Linked DNA regions of Mus musculus: regions 1 and 3 are each linked to region 2. A link is a loop called in an ENCODE intact Hi-C map of the cell type or tissue named here. Cell type or tissue: heart. All regions are shown on one strand. Each heading gives the region's core, and the rest is flanking DNA. Links, peaks and the distances in the headings are about the cores only.

What was found. Peaks named below come from ENCODE experiments on the same cell type or tissue, not always from the same donor. Only the 100,000 strongest peaks of a DNase experiment are listed, where the experiment ranks them.
Region 1: a loop joins it to region 2, with 4 times the contacts of the local background. A loop is called at or near these places in 2 of 42 quality-filtered maps.
Region 3: a loop joins it to region 2, with 4 times the contacts of the local background. A loop is called at or near these places in 3 of 42 quality-filtered maps.

What each region holds. Positions count from the first base shown.
Region 1 is chr4:34,774,531-34,782,265 of GRCm38, forward strand. It overlaps Smim8 (small integral membrane protein 8), which reads right to left and starts at 3,836. Exons shown (of 3, transcript NM_001330757.1): 1 at 3,749-3,836. In heart, for the core only: a CTCF peak has its summit at 3,933; a DNase peak (open chromatin) is centred at 3,871; H3K4me3 peaks cover 1,251 bases; H3K27ac peaks cover 900 bases.
Region 2 is chr4:34,609,664-34,616,963 of GRCm38, forward strand. It overlaps Orc3 (origin recognition complex, subunit 3), which reads right to left and starts at 5,279. Exons shown (of 20, transcript NM_015824.4): 1 at 5,202-5,279; 2 at 1,359-1,413. The coding sequence starts at 5,246. Rars2 (arginyl-tRNA synthetase 2, mitochondrial) reads left to right here and starts at 5,294. Exons shown (of 20, transcript NM_181406.4): 1 at 5,294-5,363. The coding sequence starts at 5,328. In heart, for the core only: a CTCF peak has its summit at 5,260; a DNase peak (open chromatin) is centred at 5,268; H3K4me3 peaks cover 2,773 bases; H3K27ac peaks cover 2,481 bases.
Region 3 is chr4:34,872,663-34,880,397 of GRCm38, forward strand. The region is part of intron 1 of Zfp292 (zinc finger protein 292); the gene reads right to left. Among named protein-coding and RNA genes, the nearest start is that of Zfp292, 6.4 kb to the right of the region's middle. In heart, for the core only: no CTCF peak of the experiment used is centred there; no DNase peak of the experiment used is centred there.

The DNA.
Region 1 (7,735 bases), core at 1,732-6,731, 160 kb after region 2:
AGCAAAGTTACAGTTATGAAGTAGTAACAAAAATAATTGTATGGCGGAGGGTCACCACAACATGAGGAACTGCACTAGGACGGGTGAGAGCCACCACTTTAGATCCTTAATTTGGGACACCAGTGATGGTCAGCAACTGAGGGCAGAACCTATTCAAATACTCCCACTGAGTGCTGTCTTCCTGTAGATGAAGCTTGAAGCTCTCACAGGAACCATCCCTGCTTTCTACCATTTCCTATACAGATGACTTTATTGACCACTGGATCTCAGCAACCATGTGAATGGTTGTATAAGCGCTCATTTTTTTTCCTCCTCTAAAATTTGAGTTTTCCCCTACCTGGTTTGAAAAGTGAATTTTTATTGTGTGAATTAAACTTTGATTTGAAGCTTGCTATTAAAAACAAAAACAAAACAAAACAACAACAACAACAAAAGATCAAAGAGGAGAGTTTAAGAGCACTGACTGCTCTTCCAGAGGTCTTGAATTCAATTCCCAGCAACCACATAGTTGTAATGAGATCCGATGCCCTCTTCTGGTGTGTCTGAAGACAGCAACAATGTATAAAATAATATATAAAATAAATACACACATACATAAAATAAATATTTAATATATAATAAATAATGAAATAAATCTTAGAAAGAAAGAACAAAAGCTTTTCATATAAGAGAAAGTCCTTGTCTGTCTCTTTGCTCCACAGAACTTTGCATGTGTAGGAAGAATGTAGTCTTGGTTCTTTCTTCACATCTAAATTACCAGTAAGTACTGTGTGAGAAAACAAACTGCAACTGCAACGAGTGAACTTGTAATCTAGAAGGAGAAGTTCACTGGCTCTTTTCAAGGAGTCTAGAACTAAACCTAAGTTCCATTCTGAAAAGCTGCAGAACTAACCACAAGTTCAAGGCACAGCAATAACTTATCCTGACACTACCACTTGAATGAAATGATACCTTCAGGTGAGCTTCCATTTGAACATCCTAAATATTCCCTTCGCTCTCTTCAGCTTCTGCCCTTTTGTTGTTGCCATCTGTCACTGAGGTAGCTTGCTCTTATTCATTTGCATACAGTTAGCCAACCTCTAGTTGTACCTTTCTTGTGTTAAAGGCTACACACTACAGTGGGGATGATGGGACACTGTCTTTGCACTACTCTTAAATAATTTGGTGATTAACCCATGTGCATCTGTTTGCAAAATATTTTTTTAAGATTTATTTATTTTATGTATATGAGTACACTGTAGCTGTACAGATGGTTGTGAGCCATCATATGGTTGCTGAGAATTGAACTCAGGATCCCTGCTGGCTCCAACCCTGCTCGCTCTGGCCTCAAGATTTATTTTATTATTATATGTAAGTACACTGTAGCTGTCTTCAGACCAGAAGAGGGCATCAGACCTCATTCCGGATGGTTGTGAGCCACCATCTGGTTGCTGGCATTTGAACTCAGGACCTCTGGAAGAGCAGTCAGTACTCTTAACCGCTGAGCTATCTCTCCCTGTCAGCTGTACGATCTGTCCAAGCGCCTGTATTTCTGTCTTCCTTTCCCATCACACTTCTTTCTTATCTACTAATGATCAAGAACATGAGCGGGCATGCCACGAACAGAATTTCTCATACTTGTTTAAAATGATAAGCTACACTTATGTCATATGTTGCTCTATAATAGGATGTTTTTTATTTTGCTCTGCCTTTCTTCCTTGTGCGGGGAAAGGGTATACCTCAAGACAAAAGAGCAGGTCTATGAAATCATGACACAATATAGAAGTCCAAACAAAGTCAGGGCTAGCCATCTTTTAATGTGTGTATGTGTTTCCTCCTCTACTGTACCAAAATTAATATTTAGAGGGATGATCCACAATATATTTGAGAAGCAACACTTGAAAACTTACTAGTTAGGCTAAAGAGACAGCCTAGCAGTTAAAAATACTTGTTTCCCTTGTAGAAGACTAGGGACAGTTCCCAGAGCCCACATGGTGGCTACAACTGCCTGCAATTCTAGTTCCAGGGGTCCAATGCTCTCTCCTGGCCTCCATGGGTACCAGACACGCACATGGTGCATATATATACACACACAGACAAATACTTATTCACACAAAATAAGCACCAGACCCCACTCCTCCCTGAGGAACTATTAGCAGTTAACTAGTGAGAACGTGCCATCTCCCTCAGTGGTATACCCATTGATAAACTGTTCTTGCTCTGGTAGATAACTTTATGCACACAGGGAGGTTAGGGGGGAGGGAGGAAAGAGGGGCCTGTTGGGAAGAAGAGGTTGGACTGGTGGACTCGTGGGCAATGAGGGAGAAAACACTGAAGCTCATTATATAAACACTTGATAACTGTCAGACGATATATTGTTACTAATTAGCAGTGCTGAGGGCCTGCATCAATCCCCAGCATCATATAAAACCCAGGCTGTGGTATGTCCATAAAACTCCCAGTGCTGGGGTGGGGGAGGCAGGCTCATCTCTGGGGCTCTCTGACCAGTCAGCCCTTTGGGATCAGTAAGTCCCAGGTCCCAGTGAGAAACTCTGTCTCAGAAAACAAGGTACGTGGCCCTTGAGGAACATCATCAGGCTGACCTCTGGCTTCTACACACATACTGCACATGTGTGCATGTGAACGAATGAACTATCCGTGTCTGTACACACCAAATTCACTAGAACAAGATTGGCATAGCTACCTATATTATATTGTATGGGGAAGTATGAAGATATAAACAATGAGAACTGGTTTAGGAAAAGCACTCTATTTTCAAATATATAGAGAACTGCCTCAAATGGACCAAACATTCAACGATAGTATAGATACTCTTGTTATTATGTTTCACATACTATACTCTTTTAGTGCTTAAGAAAGTAAAAGTCCGGAGTAGGACACCTTCAATAGTTTAGATTAATATGAGAAACTTTGAGAAAGAATCAGGGCTTTATAGCTTGAGGGAACTAAGTAAGCTTAATCTCAACTCTGGTGCTTCTAAAGGAATTTTTTTTTTTTTTTTTGAGTAAGTGACAACTCTGATTCCACCTTAATAAAAGGAATGATATTATACACTGCAATATTACAGATGTGTATTTAACATTGTTAACATTCTTAAAAGGAAAGATGTTAACAAAATAGCGGTCATCCTACAGATAGTGTGCAACCTTCCTACCTTCGATGCCTTTTCACTACTAGGGTAGGATAATCCAATTCTTCCCATTGTAGTGGACTCCTATTCCATCAGCATCTTTTTCCAAAACTGATTTTTGAGGAAAGTGTTTTGCATTTATAAAGTACTACCAGACGCAGGACCCTAAGATAAGCCCAGCACTAGAGAGGCAGAGGCAGGCGGATCTCTCTGAGCTCCAGGCCAGCTTTGTCTACAGAACGAGTTCCAAGACAGCCAGCCCCCTGTCTCACAGTGGGGAAATGAGATCGCTTAGATTTTAAAAAATAAACTCTATCGTTTTTACTGTAAAATATAACTTTAAAGTGAAAAAAGAAAAACACCACACACAAAACCCACTTTCCACCTCGTAATTTACCCCACTCATGGATTGGGGAAAGAGTGTCACTGTGGCAAGGACCTGAAGGCTGTAAAGCTTTTCAGACCGCGGTCAGATACCCAGGCTCCTACGGAGCTCAGTATAAATCTTCATAAACAAGTGTGAAAACTTGTGTGGTCGGCGGGCAGGCTTCCCGGCAACCTACCCTAGCATCTTCTGCAAACCACAACCCTCCCCTTCGAGGGCTGGCGGAGCCTGACCTTGGGCAATTGGGAAGCCGGGGAAGCTTCAGCTCGGACGCCGCCAGGCTCAGAGACTTCCGGCGTCCCGTGCGAACGCCCGCTGCTGGACTTTCCTTCCGGTTCGCCCGGTGCGCGCCCAACCAGTGCGCGTTCCCGCCGGGGCTCTAAGAGCCGCACCACAGCGCCATCTATGCTCCGGAGGCCGTAGAGCAGGGGTCCGGGCCGAGCCCTGGCATTGGAACTGCAGGAGCCCTTGGCTTTGGAACCCAGATGAGCAGTCTGGTTTGATTTCTTGGGGCCTTTGACTTTCAGCCTCTCACATTCAAATAAGCTTTCGTTTCGTGGGTTTCATGTATATTTATATAAAGAGATATCCAGAATTGGAAATGGGACCTAATGGCACTTAATGGAAATGGAAAGATTCAGGCTAGAATCCAGCTGCCTCCAAGAGAAGGAAGTGCAGTATCGCCAAAAAGGAGTCTGGGGCTTTATAGGGTGCTTTTAGTTGAGCAGTGGTGTGGCAGAAGAGCTTTAAGAGAAAAGGGACTGGAATTAGAAGTTTTACATGTGGTGGTGAAGGGTTCGAGTCTTTAGAACCGGGACTGTGGTCAGTCTAGCCGTTCTGAGACAGGGATCATCTACCATCACTTGTGTAAAAAAAAAAAAAAAAAAACACATTCAAATTGATCAGAGATTACTAATCAGAGTTTCCCAAATTAGATCTCCAGGGGTTAAAGAGACTTCTCACGGGATCTCTGATAGCACTGACGATTTTGTTTTTCACATAGATATTAATAGTTCGCTTATATTTAATTTCAAAAATCATACATTATCAGTATTTTCTCAAACACGGGTTTTTTTTTTTTAAGTAATATAAGTCCTAGCCTTATTTTACGAGGACATCAAGCCAAAGTATATGATATAATTAATGGATTATCAGTTGACAAATGTGAACATTGTTTGTGGTAATTTTCAAAACCAATCCTACTCTCTCTTTTCTATGGCCTCCCATCCTGACTCCTGAGTTGTCCTGTGAAGGCTAAAGGTATATTTTAAGTTTAAATTATTGTGTGCTTTAGGCATAAAACAGAAATGTCTCTAAACTGTAAGCCCCTCTTGGCAAGAACAGATAGCTTCTTGGAATGCTGGGAGCTGTTGCTCCTGTAAGACAACAAGCCACTTGTTTTCACTTCTGTAAACAAGGCTGGTTGTCTCAGCTGCACAGGATGTGCACACATAGGTGGGAGGTGTAGGCAGGAAATATGTCAGGATGTATACTTGCCCCTGATTACATAAAAGTGGGATGTATATAGCCTTGTCAGTTTTGATTGTATACGCTTCTGACTAATGTAATTTGTTACTCTGGGATTCCTGGATATGGCCTTGGGCAGTGTCCCTTGTCCTGGCCAGTATTTAATAAAGCCTGCTTAGCTCAAAAATTGTGATAGTAGTCTTATTCTTGCCTTGTGGGATTAACAGTCCTTGTGATTTATTTCGGGTAGTATCATATATATATATATATATATGTTGTTTATATATGTCTATGCGTGAGTTTTCTATCTGATGCCTTTGGAGGCAGAAGAGGGCATGGAATTCCTGAACTAGAGTTAAAGACAATTGTGAACCTGCCCAGGGCCAGCCCTGGAAGATCTTCTTTCATGTTCTGGCTCTCCTTGAGCATTAGCAGTGATAAGATTTGGTCTTAGAAGGCACTTAGGGTTACTATATAATAATAATACGTTTTCCTATCTCAATTATAAGTCACTGTGCTTCAGTAGCTAACCTGCCTTCTGAGATCTTCTGAGGTGAGCAACTGTTTTGCACCTCATCCTAAAACAGGAGGAGATTAAGTAAAGTGGCCTTTGTTCTATCTCCAGCAGGAACTGCACAGCTTTAACTTTCATCCTGCTAGTTGAAGTCACAGGAAGAAAAAAGGGACACTTTGGAAAGTGATTTGAGCATTTATTTCTAAGTTGTAAAAAGTTTCCGATGAAAGCTTTCTGAGAAAAAGGGGGAAACAGGCTTGTAAAAAGGGGGGTAGGTGGGTAAGGGATCTAGGAAAAAGGCAGGATGTAAAAAAGTGGGACAAAGAGAATTGCTAAGAGAAGTGAGACAAGGAGAACTGCTCCCTTCTCTTTATCCTCAGCACTTATTTACATCTTTCAGAATACATGATCCCATGGTAAAAAGTTCAGCACAAGTTTACACAAAATTCAAACCATAAATCGAATAAGTTTACAACAGAGAATGTTTACATGCATATCCATTAGTAGTAATTATCTGGCTAAACATTCGTCACCTGCCACAGCTACACAGGTTCATGGAGAGTTAAAAACCATAACTTAAGTTATTAGTGAAGCTTTGTATAGATAAACTCAGTCAATATTTCATTTTCTGTTCTAGCACTTATAACAAATTGTCAATTCTCTTTATATGACCTTTGGTTAATGGTTTTACAGTCTTTTAAAAATAACTGAGAATTCCAACTTTTTTTTTTATTTTATTTTTTTTTTAAAGATTTATTTATTTATTATATGTAAGTACACTGTAGCTGTCTTCAGACACACCAGAAGAGGGCGTCAGATCTCGTTACGGATGGTTGTGAGCCACCATGTGGTTGCTGGGATTTGAACTCCAGACCTTTGGAAGAGCAGTCGGGTGCTCTTACCCACTGAGCCATCTCACCAGCCCGAGAATTCCAACTTTTAACACTATAAAAGCTTTCAGTAAAACAGATCAAGCAACAGTTTCTCATGGCTGGGGTTAAATAAGAAAGATCTAATCACAAATCTTTATGATGTGTGATCATTGAAAGAAATACAAAATATGAACTGTTTTTATCAAATACTATAAAACTTGTGTTTAGGACTCAGGACAAAGAAGTAAAATCTTTTATCTCCCCCAACCTTTTAAGACTTTTATGCAAATGTTTTGAGACTTCTTTATTTCCCATGTGCCAATTCTTTTCAGACTACACAGTTGAAAGAGATTATGAGGTTGGACCCCATTAGTTGGGGAAAGACTCACCTGGGTTCTGATAAAAAGCAAGTGCACCTCTCCTCTCAATGAAGAATAAAGTTTGCCTGGTCCAGGCACTTCAGTTGCAGTGGTGATTTCTGGAACCTGAAACATACTTCTAACATCATTGCAAAGACGGTTGACTGGGCAGTTTTATTGTAATGCGATGGCATTTGTTCTGAGAAGGTATTTCCTGAGACTCGAAAAAAGAACAGGAGCTTTTGGGAAGATTAGAATCTCCATTTACTTGCTTTAAACTCTATCATTTTAGGGCGTTAAACAAGAAACTGAGCCGCTGAGCCACACAATGTTTGATGAAGTATAACAGCATTCTGAAAAGTGTTCAATGATGCCTCTAAAAAAGAAACACCCACCCACCACCAGCCACAAACCCTCTGGAAAGTCTCAAGTTCAAACACATCACCTTCGCCCTTGATCTTCTGCACCCCATCTCCCCCACCTCTTCTCCTCTTCCTCCTTTCATTTGAAAACTTGGACGCTTCCCTTAAGTAACATGGATGTTGGACTAAGACAGACAGTGTTAAAGGCAAGGCTATTTATAGAGTAAATGTTTTTACTCACAGCCAAGCTGTGAAAGTGCGGAGTTAAATAAAATAACCTGGTGATAAGCAATGTGCTTTTCTTGTTAGTAACAGCAGTTGCTAAAAATTCACAGTGAAGAGATTACAATCGAGAGAGGTAATACCTCACAATCAAACAGAACCCCAGAGAGCTGTGCCCTCTGGAAGAGGCTCAGTTTGGTTTCATTTTAGACTGACAAATCTTTTACCACTACCCCTCAAGCAACAAGGACCGCTCTGTACCTCATCCATGGAGATTGAATTCTCCACAGTTTCTTCCAGAAGGAAGTAGAATATTGATAAACTCACAGATAAAAGTTACGTTACTATCACTACTCAAACATTTGATGAAAGGGACACAAAAATATTTGATAAAATTTAAGTTCATAAAGATGAAAAGGATAGC
Region 2 (7,300 bases), core at 2,301-7,300:
ATGTTCAGTAGCAAACTAAGGCATGAGTTCACATGTTGAGTTGCCACAGCCAAAGTACACAGTGAAGATGATCCTCGAAGCTGGGAAGGCACCAGCAGGACACCAGCCTATGGGCATCACTTCTCTCGGTCCTTGAAGTCAGGTCACAGTGAGCAACAGCGAGAAGAGCTGCAGATGGACACTGCTATCCAGGCTTCCCCCTCAGCTCAGCTTCTATGTCAGTGTGTATGTTCAGCCCTGCCACACAGCTGCCAGGCTCTCTTCTCAATTTTTTACCAAGTTCTACCAACTGTGTTGTTACGTGTGCAGTCTTCCATAATACACTATCAGGTGGGAGAATTTACCAGTGTTTGCTTAGGGATATATCTACATATCTTCAAGTCAGGGATATATGGTGGGCAAAACATAAACCATACCCCTTCTCCAATCAAACTGCTTCAAATATTAAAGGTGAAGGTAACTGCTAAAAAGTGGGATTTATTTCCCTCATGCCATTTCTTTCAATCAGTCAATTCCTAAACACTTTTGTCTGGAATAAAACATTAATCTTAAGCCAGCACAATGAAAGAAAAATTAACAGTTCTAAAACAATGTTCAAATTATACTGTACACATGACATGTTGATATTACAAACTGTAAATAAACTTTATGTTATCACTGCAACCCAATATAAAGTTCTATGTAAACATTTGCCTCACATTAAAAGAGTGTATCATACAGCAACGGTTAGAGCACGGGTCAAAGTCACAGCGGATGGGTTCAAATCCTCACTCTGATGTTTACAGCACTGTAAGACTGAGAGAAGTCTTTCTATTGTCAGGAATTCTCATATATATTAATGGAAATAATACTACACTCCCCACAGTTAGCTGAGATTAAACAAACTAAAGTGCTTAGAACAGTTCAGCACATAATAATTGCTTTAATATACTACCAAATTTATTTGTTATAATTATATTGCTATATTGTTATATTGTGGTTTCAGATGTCATTGTATGGTATGTGTCTTTCATATATAATGAAGGAATAACCTTTTCTTTAAACTACTCCTGGTACACTGAATCATCTCCAACATTAAAGAAAGTTACTTATTATCACTTAAGTTTAAGAAGATGGGGTGGGGGCTGGAGAGATGGCTCAGCAGTTAAGAGCACTGACTGCTCTTCCAAAGGTCCTGAGTTCAAATTCCAGCAACCACATGGCTGCTCACAACCATCCGTAATGAGATCTGACGCCCTCTTCTGAGGTGTCTGAAGACAGCTACAGTGTACTTACATATAATAAATAAATAAATCTTAAAAGAAATAAAAAGATCTAGGGGAAGAAAAATAAACAAATTGGATGTTAGGATACTTTACCTATTGGCACAAAGACCTTTCTTTTTTTGAAGTCTGGTTTAAACACAAAGCAGCCCTGTTTAAAAAAGAAGGGAGGGAAGGAGGAATAAAGCATAAAGTCAAATTAGGTACAGAGCAGGCAGATTTAATTACCCACATACTCTATCAACAAGCAAGTTCTTTAAAGGGGAACTGGAGTGGGAGATATAGCTCTTCCAAAGGTCATGAGTTCAAATCTCAGGCTCACAACCATCCATGAAATCTGATGCCCTCTTCTGGTGCGTCTGAAGACAGTTACAGTGTACGTATGTATAATAATAAATCTTTTTAAAAAAAAGAAAAGAAAGAATAGAAATACAGAAGTGGAATAGTCTTGAAAAATTCATCAATTTCATCCTCCTCAATCATAAGTTCTCACACTTTTTAGGACCCATTCTAAGTAAGAGATAGACCTTTTTTTTTTTAAAGTTCAAGTTTCATAAACATTAATGATGTGCATTAAAATGGATTAAGTTAAAAACACTCATTCCAAGAGGATTTTTTGCCTAATTAACTCTAAGTATCTACAACCAGGATGTTTCATCTGACACCTTTTCTCAATTAATAAGCTCCTTTCCATTTATCCATTACAGTTTGGCTCAAAACTCATCGCTCACATCTGTAATCCACTCAAGACAAGAGAACTGTTATGATTGAGGCTAGCCTGCTTTATACAGTTAGAAAACCTAGGCATGGTTTAGACACTTGCAATCTTAGTACCTGTGGAGACAGAAAATCCCTTACATGAGTTTGTGTCTAGCCTGGCTATACAACCAAACCAAATCAAAATAAACCAAGCCCTCGTCTTCTCAGGAGACCCTCCTGGACTCTCTTGCCAGAAATGCTTCTCCTGAGATCTCAGGACTCAAACATCTTTGCTTTATCTTCCTGGTAATTTGTGAGCACACTTACAGCACAGATGTATTTTATATATAACCACCTCCTCAATGTTTATAATGTACTAATAAATAAATATATTAGGTGACCAGTACACAGAATGAATAAATACTTGCTAAGTAATTTTCCTGGTAATTTTCCAACTACATTAAGTTTGCTATTATTATTTGTGACCACTGAAACTTAGCTCCTAATTTTTTAGCTGCAGTGTATTCTGCCAAAATGAAAGTTACATTTCATGGACAGTCTCTTAAGACCTCTATTTATATAGAAAATGAAAGATTGGGCTGGCGAGATGGCTCAATGGATAAGAGCACTGACTGCTCTTCCAAAGGTTCTGAGTTCAAATCACAGCAACCACATGGTAGCTCACAACCACCCGTAATGAGATCTGACGGCCTCTTCTGGTGTGTCTGAAGACAGCTACAGTGTACTTACATATAATAAATAAATAAATCTTTAAAAAAAAGAAAATGAAATATTACGAGAAGTAAAATATGACAAAAAAAAAAGATCATCTCAGACTACTGTTAAACAGCTTTGCAAAATATAAAGTAGCCACGTGGGTTACATGTTCCAAATTAAGCTGTACCTCATGGTCTTACATTTGCAACTAGTAAAGGTCTATGAATTACTTGTACGTATTTCTAACAAGTGCATGGTAGCATGACAAGCTTATTACTGCATTCTTTCCATATACACGTTACAGCCAGTTATAGAATGGATAGTAGTATAACAAATATTAGCACAAGGATATGAATATAAGCAACAAACATTAATGAACAGTAATGTGGCTAACCACCTTAACCATCAGCCAAAAAATATGACAAAAAAAACCCCCAACAATACTTGATATGTTTAAGGAGGAAAATAAATTAAAACGTTGGCAGTTCCATGAATTCTGGAAATTGTCCTTAAAGGTTCTTATTTATATAATATTTCTTTCATGATTATCAACACAGATATTTCTATTAGGGCAAAAAGAAAAGTGCTTTTCTGAAAAAACTATCATCTCCAAGTTTTATAGAAATGATGGCTTTTTGAAAAAAAAAAAAAATTCTCCTTCTCTGGAAGGGCTGGAGAAGCAGCTGTGGTAAAGCTTTTGTGTAGTGTGCACAAAGTCCACATTGTTACATTCACCACCAGAAAAGAGAACGCAATGAAGTCTTAAGCAACAAACAGGATTAGGAGTTAGGGCACTCAAAACATCTGGAACTTTGTAGCCAAGGAAAAATAAAAATAGGAATAAAGCTAAAAAAACCACAAAAGTCTTTAACTAGGAACTGGGTATGGTGGTGCACACCCTTAATCCTAGCACTTGGCAGGCTCAGGAAGGCAGGAGAGTTCAAGTTCAGCCTGATCTACATATAGAGTTGCAAACCGATAAAGGCACATCGAGAGAACATGCCTCCAAAAAATTAATTAAACCACAGTGTTTGTTCTCTTTGAAATGTAGTCTTTGGGGGTACTGCTTGTCATTGACCATTTTAATCAAAATTAAATGTCTGGTGCACCGTTACCTTTCATCACTAACACACTTCTCAAATGTCTTAACCCTCAGCCAGAACCGTACCATGTGTAAAGTGTCTCCATTTCTGTTGAACTGTGACAATTTCTTTAAGCGGCAGTTGCGTTTCTTGGACTAAAATGACTTGCCTTTATATCCTTGTCTTCCCTGCTCCATCTCCCCTCAGGAATGCCCAGTTAGAAAAAGTGTATATCTATCACCTAAACTTCACAAACTGAGGAGTCATTCGCTGCTTACCTCCAGCAACAACCTAGTGGGCTGTGCGCCAAAACCAGAGAGCATTTCAATGTCCTCCAGCGGGTTCACCCCGTAAAAACACTGAAGGGGTCTCACTCTGCCCCGTGGGCCAGAGTTCCCTTCACTGGCTCTGCTGTGTTGCTGCCTGCCTGCCTGCTTGCCTGCCTGCCTGATTCTGATGTTAACATCACCCCTAACAGACCTGTTATAAAAGAAGACAGCCCACTTCAGTGTTCCCCTGTAGCCCCAATTACGAAACCTTTCAGAAGTCTGTTATTTCAGCTTCCTTCAGGAGTGTCCTTCTGTTCTTAGAACAGGAGTCAAGTCTTACTTTACAAGGCATAGCAGCACAGACCAATAGACCTTTCTTTTCCATCTGCTGCCCTGTTTGATATTCTTGAAATATGGTTGCTAATGGTAAACTTAATTTTAAGTTATCTTAATTCCAGATGTAGCCACAGGCTCCTAGGGGGCAATACAAGCCTAGGATTTCTCCTCTTACAAACTACAATTTGACTAGCACTCCTTTGCCATCGAGTAGTCCACAACCCCTCAAAACACTCATCTGAATTACATTTTTATTCTGGTTTTTCCTAATGCTCCTCTCTCCACTCACGGGTTAAACTGCTCTTTTTACTTAATACGCTCTTTTATTTCTACATTCTAAGGCAAAGACCATCTTATTCTGCTCTCCCAAACTAATGCTTTATATTTTGCCAAGATTCTTATTTTTCAGACCTTAGCCAAACTGTCACTTTCTCCAAGAATTTCCTCGGTCTCCCAGAAACCTTGGTTCGTCCCTCCTCTCTTAGAACTTTTCTCCTTGCTAATGAGCCAATTCAAGATCAGCTGCTTATGAGTATTTCTGGGAACAGAAATCTATTTTTGCCTCCATCTGCATCTCGGTAACTTAAAGCACAGTGTGAATTTATGGAGGGGGAAGAGTGGGGGAAGCGGCAGGACGCAGCACATTCTGGGGGCAGCCGCTCTCCTAGCCTTGGCGCCATGGCCTAGTTGCCCAGAGCAAAGCTTGCCTCGAACCCGGACCTGGGCAAAGCCGCCCGAGTCCTGTTCTCCGCGGAGCCAGAGCTGATGCCCATCAAACCTCGTCGGACTTGCCAAACAGGCACCGCGAATCTGAGGCGAGCGCCACCCCCACGTACCTTAGACACGGAGGAGGTGGCCATAGTCCGCGGCCCCGTGTGCATGCGCACTCCACACTTCCGCGCGCCCTGGCGGAAGCAGAGGCGACTTCCGGCGCGGAGGCGGGGCGTGCGGGAAAGGGAGGCATGGCGTGTGGCTTTCGTAGGTCGATCGCCTGTCAGGTACAGTCCAGAGCGGCGAGCCAGCGGGAGCCAGGGCCGGAGGGTGCAGCCTAGGCCGACCCTGCCTCCTCCTTGCGCTGCGGAGTGGGAAGATCCTCGAGAGCCCTGAGTGCTCACTGTCTTCTCATTTCCCGTTCTTAATGCTTTAACCTGGGCGGACTGTCCAGAGGCCATGATTAGACCCTGTAGAAATTAATGTTCCTCCTTCGTTTATGCCCTTTATTTGCTCTCATGAATAACCTGGTAGGATATATCTCGAATAAGAAATTTTGTAGCTTACTAAACCTGTAGGCGATGCTCTCCCGAGGAAAAGCTCTAAATCCGGACTTGGAGACCATTGGATAAAATAGATGATTTAAAAGGCATGCTAAGGGCTGCGGAGATGGCTCCGCGGGTGAAGTGCCTGCTATACAAGCATCTGTGCCTGCGTTTGAATTTCCAGAACCTAGGTTGAAAAACCTGCATAGCTAAGGAAGTCTGAAACCACACTTCTGAGAGGTGGAAACAGAAACCGGTGGCTCCAGCCTCTGGTTCGGTGAGAGTCTGCCTCAAATAAGGTGGAGAAAGACACTTGACCTGTACTCCTCGCGTGTTTAGCGCAGCCTATCCTGCCTGGAGTTTGCTAGTGCTAGCACAGACTTAGGCCCGCTGTGGCTGGGTTGTTTTAGACAATTCTGAAAGATGGTGCATATACTTCTTAGGTAGTTCTGTGGGAATTAAGCTCCAGCCTACAGAGATGACTTTAATGTGTTATCTGTGTGTCTGTGTTTGTATGTTCCTTCATGAGGACAGGCCACAGGTTGCCTGTGTTTCCTCCAGTCACTGTCCACCTTTCCCCCCTCTCCCCTAAGGCAGATTTTCTCCCCGAACCTGGAGTTTACCCGTTTAGCTAGGTTGGTTAGCCAGGGAGCTGCAGGTGTAATGGCAATTCTGCTGTTAGCTGAGTTCATTGCATGGTACAAGCAAAAAACAACTGACTGTCTGGGAAAGACAAAATGCAAGAGAGAAAGAAGACAGAGGCAGAGTGAAACTGTTTTTATTAAGGCAGGCCTATCCTCCGGAATGAGGGACGGGAAATCCAGAGTTGGGGAGCCTGTGGCTGGATGAGGGTGGGGAAGGGTGCCGGTGTCTCAGGTTTTCTCCATTGGCTGTGCACGCCCCATTGGCTCACCAAAGAGATGATCGCAGGCTTTTATGCACAGCTTGCTCAATTAAGGAAGCGGCCATGCTTTAAAGACCCTTCTCTATCTTTACTCGTCCTTTCTAGCTGTTAACCACGACTCTCTGCTGACCTTTATCCCAAGAAGGCAAGGTCTGTCCTTAGACCTTGCAGGTGTTAATGCTCTTAAGCTCTTGGCAGGCTCTGTAAGCCATTAGTTAAGTTAGCCTCTGCTTTCTTTGTTCTTGTGTTTATGTGACCAGCTTTTAGTTTTACCATGGCAGGAAATTAACACCTGTCATAACCACTGTCCACACGGATCTCCGGCTCTCCACTCAGAGGGAAGAAAGGATAGCAGATGCTGCGGCCAACTTTGACTGACTGGACCAGCAACATGGGTTCACGTTTCCCCAATCTCCATAGTTCCAGTATGGATGCAGTTTCGTGGAGCAGCAGAACAAAGAGTGATATTAGTAAAGCAAAGCATTTAAAAAATAGATTGATGGCACCATCAGCGAGGCTGGTTACAGCAAGATGAGGGTAACTCTTCTGTAGACCCCGGCTGCTCTCTGACAACACTCTGACCCCTCTGCTTGGTGGAAAACTAGGGTTTTTTTGTTAGTACATCCCCAAAAGGTTATCTGTTTGTCAGGATGTTAACTCTTGCTTGTAGTAGCATGATATTAGGTCCAAAGGTGGGAGACACTAATGAAATTAATTAGGTCCCAGATCTGCACTATCCATAACTCTCCACAGTCGTCGAAGTTTTAGTCAGTCA
Region 3 (7,735 bases), core at 1,732-6,731, 260 kb after region 2:
GCTTCCTTCTCCTTTCATCCCAGTACTTGGAGGCAGGGGTCGGAGGTGTGTCAGAGTTCATCTAAAGACTGAGTTCCAGAACAGCCAAGTTCAGAATTTAAACCAGTGGTTGAGAGGCATAGGCAGGAGATATCTGTGAGGCTGAGGTCAACCTGGTCGACACAGCAAGTTCTAGCCAGACAAGAGCTACAGAGTGAGACTATTTCAAAAGAAGAAAGGAAAAAGAAAAGTTCAGAATTTCAATTATGTCAGATGGGGAGGGGGGATGTCTTACCATGCAGCCCAGGCTGGCCTCAAAGTTACAGCAATCATGCCACTGCTCAGCCTCCTCAGTGAGTGCCACCACTCCAGGCCCCAGATCTTTTTTTTTAATTTACTATGTAATTTTCATTGGACCCCTGCTAGGTCTCCAGGCTGTAGAGCTGTTTCACACTTAGCATAGTCAAGTGGCTGAGACCCAGTGGCAGACAGCTGTAAACAGCTGTTAAGGAACTGCTTGCAACTGTGCTAAAAAAGTAGGAGGTCTGTTAACTCTGATGCTCAGTATAAACTACATTTAAATTCAAGCGCTTTTACCCAAACCAGTTTCTAGCTGGCTATGCTGCTGTGACTTAGTTATCTAAATGTAAAAACTCCTCCCACTCACTGTTCCTCAACAGCACAGCCCTTTTCTGGGAAGAGAACAAATATCCAAGGACAGGACTCCTCCAGCTACTTCAGGAATTCAGAGCCCAAGCTTTTAAGACTAAATGGTACCAGGCGGTGGTGGCACGCCTTTGATCCCAGCACTTGGGAGGCAGAGGCAGGCAGATTTCTGAGTTCGAGGCCAGCCTGGTCTACAAAGTGAGTTCCAGGACAGCCAGGGCTATACAGAGAAACCCTGTCTCGAAAAACCAAAAAAGAAAAGAAAAAAAGAAAAAAAAAAAAAAAAAGACTAAATGGCACTATCACAAACCAAGTCATTATTAGAAGGATGAGAGTGTGTGTGTGTGTGTGTGTGTGTGTGAATGACACAGTTTAAAAACTCTAATGTAACCTTTAAAACAGAGCCTAGTAGGTTGGGGGGGTGTAGCTCAGTGGTAAATCACGTGCCTAGCTAACATCAACTCCTAGGGTTCAATTCCCAGCACAGTCAAAACAAGTAAAATGTGTAAAAACAGATAAAATCTTGAAAAAGTCACAATCAACCAGTCAACCAGCCCAGTGTACATTGTTAACAAACATTATACCCAAGCAAGCCATTCTTCAACTATTAAATCGGCTTCTTTTTTAATGAATAATTATCTTAAAGTGCCTTTAAGAACCCTGCTGGAATGTTTCTATTTAAATTCCTAAACAAATAACTTTCCGTTATACTGTATTCATCTTAGAAATAAAAAATACAAATCACATTCAAAATTACCTTTCTGTCTTCTAGAGACTGTAAGGTACTTGAACCAGGAATCGTGGTCACCCACAATAGTAAGTAGTCAATGAAAGTACAGTCAGTACTACCTCAGCAGAGTAAAACCATTCAAAATGTCCCATGGAGCCAGCCAGGTTTTACATTAGTAACTAGAGAAACTATTCTGAAACAATGGAAGAGGCTGTCCCTGAGGAGTCTTGTGATGGCACTGTAAGCAGACGTTAAGAAACTCTGTGATACAATTAAATGTTACAGCTACATAAAAATACATTTACACTAACTTTCAAATAACAGGACAATTAAAGATCTACAACAGGTTCTCTTGCACCATGTTCTACTACTTGGCACTTCTCCCAAAAGGGGAACTTGAAGCTATGTTTTCTCTTCACTTGCATAGCAGGAAAGAAGGATGACACAGAGGCCAGGGCCTTCAGTGTCAATTAGAAATTGCTATCCTTATAAGCAATTTCTAGTTTGGTATGTTCACTGTATTCTCCAGCCCAACTCTTACTGAGGTAAAAATTCAAAATTTAAACAAATTCATTTTTAGCTCACACATCTACAGCTAACTAATGTTCCACAAGGTGCCAAGAAAAGAAGTTACGTTTGAATACTGCCTTCAGTTAGGGAACTGGGAAAAGCCAACATCCATAAAGAGAAAAATCAAGCTGAAATGCTTTCTCTCGCTATATATAAAACAACTCAAAACAGATTAAAGACTTCAGCATAAACTATAAGACTACTACAAGAAAAAAGACTGGGTAAGGGCTTTTTGGACATAACCCTAAAAGCAAAAATAGGTAGCTGGTGTTACATCCAGCTGAAAGCCTCTGCAGACCTCTGCAGAAAGAAACAAGATAAAGAGAACCTTCTGAATGGAAGAAAAAGGGGTTTTACAAACTGTACTTCTAACAAGGGGTTTATATCCAGAATATAAGCAATCCAAACAAACAAAAAATTCAAAAAAAAAATCTAACTCATTAATTATCAAAAAACCTAATAGAATGTTCTCAGAAGAATGGATGAAGACACACACACACACACACACACACACACACATTTTAAAAGTCCTAAGCTCCACTAACCAATTAAACCCACAACGAGAAGGCTGGAAACGAGGCTAGCTGATTGGGAATGGTTACTTAGCTTCTGTAAGGTCCTGCCTGGGTTCACATGAAAAATAAATAAGTAAGAATAGCACCATGGAAGCACCTCACCCCAGTCCATGGCTATTACCAAAAAGATAAAATTAAAAACAAATACCCCATAATAGCCAAAAACCTCACTGCTGGGTCCTCATTCAAAGGAAATGAAATCAGTAAGTGGAAGAGACGCCGTCCACGTCGGATCAGTGAAGACTTCAAAACAAGCAAGGTAGGAAAGTAACCAAGTGCTCGTCAATGTGAGCACCATGCACCATGGAATTCTGTTCGTCAATCAAAGAGTGAAATACTGTCTGTCACCTACAAAAACACGGACTAAACTGGAAGACATGAAGTTTAGTTAAATGACCCAACACAGAAACACAAAACAAGTACGCTCAGCCATAAACAGAACCAAAACTGTGCAACCAGAGACTTCAGAAAGAGCAGACAAACAGAACTTAATAGTACAAAGCTACAATTAAGAATAGGATGCCCGCTGGGCGTGGTGGCGCACACCTTTGATCCCAGCACTCAGGAGGCAGAGACAGGAGGATTTCTGAGTTCGAGGCCAGCCTGGTCTACAGAGTGAGTTCCAGGACAGCCAGGGCTACACAGAGAAACCCTGTCTTGAAAAAAAAAAAAAAAAAAAAAAGAATAGGATGCCCTATTACACACTAGAGTAATAAGAATAGTATAATGTGGTGGCGCACACCTTTGAATCCAGCACTCAGGAGGCAGAGGCAGGCAGATTTCTGAGTTCGAGGCCAGCCTAGTCTACAAAGTGAGTTCCAGGACAGCCAGGGCTACACAGAGAAACCCTGTCTCGAAAAAAACAAAAAAAAAAAAAAAAAAAGAAAGAAGAAAGAAGAAAGAAAGAAAGAAAGAAAGAAAGAAAAAAAAAAAGAATAGTGTAATGTGTTTTTCAAAATAGCTAGCTAGAATCAGGGATATAGAATGACTTCACTATAAAGAAATTATTGACGGGGCTGGTGAGATGGCTCAGTGGGTAAGAGCACCCGACTGCTCTTCCAAAGGTCCAGAGTTCAAATCCCAGCAACCACATGGTGGCTCATAACCATCCGTAACAAGATCTGACTCCCTCTTCTGGTGTGTCTGAAGCAGCTACAGTGTACTTACATATAATAATAAATAAATCTTTAAAAAAAAAAAAAAAGAAATTATTGATGTATTGAGATGATAGAGATGTCAATTACCCCGATTCATTATATAAGCACAACAGTAACATAGTATCCAAAAGATATGTACCTTGAGAGAAGACAGGAAGGAAGGAAAACAATGGAGCCCACCCACGATGGTCTATGCTTAACTATAATTGCAGCACTTAGGCTGAGGCAGGAAGACCAAGGCAGCCTGTGTCACTCTGAGACTGAGTTTTGTTTTGCTTTGCTTTGTTTAAAAAGGGGAGGAGGGAAGAGAAAAATGGTAATTGGTTTAGTGTTACTGGGGTTTTTGGTGGTGGTGTTATTCAGAGACAGGTTCCCCAGGCTGGCCTAGAACTCAGCAATCTTTTTCTGCCTCAGATTCCAGAATGTAGGCACCTGGCTTAACCTTCAAACACAGAGCTGTAGGAATGGCTCTACAAGTAAAGATGCTTGTCACACAAACCTGACAATCTGAAACTGATCCTGGACCCCACTGTGGAAGAACAGTCCAATCTGGAAAGCAATACTCAGACCTCCACTGCATTTATATACACACGCAGAGACATATAATAATACTAAAGGTAGGTAGGGCTGGAGAGATGGGTTCAGTGCATAAGCACATGTTGGTTGAGGTAGGTTCCCAGCACCTTGCTGCCTGTAGCTCCAGGTCCTATGGAAAGCAAGGAGGACCTTATGATCACAGACAAGCACTAAGGAACCAGGAATGTCAAACCCACAGGGTTGTTCCATAAAGGAAGCAATTCATAACCCTCTTCTCTGACCTGAAGGCTTCCAGTGGAAGTGGGTAATAGCCTGGTGACCACGCCTCTTACTGAGAGTCTGTCAATTTATACCACCTATCTTTATGAAAGGTTTCCTAAGTACAAAGAGTTTAGATGCAGTTGTTTGTTTTTTTTGTTTTGTTTTGTTTTTTTTGGTTTTTCGAGATAGGATTTCTCTGTATAGCCCTGGCTGGCCTCGAACTCAGAAATCCGCCTGCCTCTGCCTCCTGAGTGCTGGGATTAAAGGCGTGCGCCACCACTGCCCGGCTTTAGATGCAGTCTTAAACTTCATTGTGCACATGGGATTGAATCAAGTACCACCAGGAAACCTTTTGCCAAACTTTGCTGTGCTTAAGTATGTCTAAAATAAACAACTAGAGGCCAGTCCTGAAGTTCAAACCAACACCCACTATTTAGAACTGCTGAACCATACAACCTCTTGCTTCCTCTGCTTGTTGTTCTGCTGGCCATGGTGGCTGAAGAGCCATCCAAGAGGTTCAAAGGATTGACACTCTTTCAGGCTTCTGAGGACGCTGTACACATGATGCAGATGTAAATGCAGGCAGATTACCACATACATAAAATAAAAAGAAACCTTTAAAAGTATTTTTAAAGCCGGGCAGTGGTGGCACACGCCTTTAATCCAGCACTCGGGAGGCAGAGGCAGGTAGATTTCTGAGTTCGAGGCCAGCCTGGTCTACAAAGTGAGCCAGGGCTACACAGAAACCCTGTCTCGAAAAAAACAAACCAAAAAAAAAAAAGTATTTTAAAATAATATATAAATAAAACTCGGGCTAGGAAGATAGTTCAGTCAGTAAAGGCCTGAGTTTGATTCATGGGATCCGCAAGGTAGAACAGTGCTGGCTGGTTTTGTGTGTCAACTTGACACAGCTGGAGTTATCAGAGAGAAAGGAAATGAAATGTCCTCCAAGAGAGCCAGCTGTGGGGCATTTTCTCAATTGGTGATCAAGAGGGGAGGGCCTAGCCCATTATGGGTGGTGCCATCCCTTGGCTGGTAGTCTTGGTTCTATAAGAAAGCAAACTGAGCAAGGCAGGGGAAGCAAGCCAGTAAGTAACATCCCTCCATGGCCTCTGCATCAGCTCCCGCTTCCTGCCCTGCTTGAGTTCCAGTCCTGACTTCCTTTGGTGATGAACAGCAATGTGGAAGTGTAAGCTGAATAAACCCTTTCCTCCCCAATTTGCTTCTTGGTCATGATGGACAAATTAGTACCAGCATGAGGTATTCCTATGACAACCTGACCATGTTTTGGGGGGGACTGTGGAAAGACTTTGGAACTTTGAGCCAGAAGAGCCATTGGGATGTTAAGAGCTCTGTGGGATGTTCTGTAGGAGCTTGGAAGATAATGTTGAGAACAGTGCTGAAGGTGGAGGCCTGTTTTATGAAATTTCAGAGTGATGCTTACAGACTCTTATCAGGGCTGTTGCTGTTTGGATTGTAAAGATTCTGTGGTTTTGGTTAGCTAAGAATGAAGAATCAGCTGTGATTAACAAAATACCAAAACTACTAAAATGAAACCTTTGTGTTACTCATTGATGTTGGTTAGCTGGAGCTAAGAAATTAGCAGTGATTATTAAGAAGAGACCAGCATCACTGAGATGAAATCTTCTGGCAAGTGTTTCCTGAAAGCACAGAGGCTGTGTTCCAGAGATAGCCAAGGTTGTACTCCTGCTGCAGCGGGACTTGGTAATGTGTAAGAGTCACCCAGGTGGTACAGATTTTGAAGGCATGAAGGGGTCCTGAAGAGCAGCTGAGGCTCAGCACTGTGAGAGGTCATGGAAGGCCATTGGGGAAGGTGCAGCCTCAGTTGCAATTGATGGCCCAAGACTGAAAAGGCCATACAAAAAGAGTTGAGGCTTGGCACCATGAAGAGAGCCTATAAGTGGCTGTTAGTGAGGCCTAGTTGCAGCAGAAGACCCCAATGTATTGGAGATGCCAGTACCATGGGATGATCACCAAGAACAGTAACGTCTGTGGAGTGGATCCACCCTAGCTTAGAGTGCTACAGACTGCAGAGGTAGAGAAGTGACCACAGCCCTCAGAAGATCCTGAGTGGATCCCAGACATTGGAGTTAGAATTTGATTTTGCTTTTGATTGTGACTGTACCCTGATATTTTTCCCTCCTGAAGGAAGAAAGTATTTTAGTGGAGCCCACAGTTAAGAGACTTTGAATTGTAAAATGACTTTGATTTTAAAAAGAGAATTGATATTTTAAAGGGATGGAAATTTTAATATGTAAAGATTTGTAAAGACTGTGGGACTTTTAAAGTTATTTAGATCTGGGGATGAATAAGAAAGTAAGAGTTGAAGCTTAATAGTGATGTGTTTGTGCCAAGTCGAGAGGTCAATTGTACTGGCTGGTTTTGTGTGTCAACTCAACACAAGCTGGAGTTATCACAGAGAAAGGAGCCTCCCTTAAGGAAATGCCTCCATGAGATCCAGCTGTAAGGCATTTTCTCAATTAGTGATCAAGCAGGAAGGGCCTAGGCCACTGTGGGTGGTACCATCCCTGGGCTGGTAGTCTTTTTTTTTCCCCTTTCTTGGTTTTTCCAGACAGGGTTTCTCTGTGTAGCCCTGGCTGTCCTGGAACTCACTCTGTAGACCAGGCTAGCCTCAAACTCAGAAATCCATCTGTCTCTGCCTCCCAAGTGCTGGGATTAAAGGTGTGTGCCACCACTGCCCAGCCTGGGCTGGTAGTCTTAGGTTCTGTAAGAAAGCAAGCTAAGCTGGACAGGGGAAGCAAGCCAGTAAGTAACATTCCTCCATGGCCTCTGCTTCCTCACCTGCTTGAGTTCCAGTCCTAACTTCCTTGGTGATGAACAGCAATGTGGAAGTGTAAGCTGAATAAACCCTTTCCTCCCCAACTTGCTTCTTGGTCATGATGTTTGTGCAGGAATAGAAACCCTGACTAAGACAAGAACTAACTCCTGCAAGCTTCCCTCTCACCTCTGCATGCTGTGGCACATGCACAGAGATACACACAGACACAAATAAGTGTAAATATAACAGAGCAATCTTTAAATAAGCACAAAATTGAGGACTTTAAAACTGAGCCTCAATGCTGACAGAATATTAGCTCAAGTCCAGTGACTGCCAAACGTTTATTTATCCTGGCTTTCTAGAAGCATGTGGACAGCCCAGGTCTACCGGAGAAAGACATAAAAAGGTCGAACTGTAATTCCAAGGTTAGAAAACAGGATTTAATTTCTAGCTCCCCCTA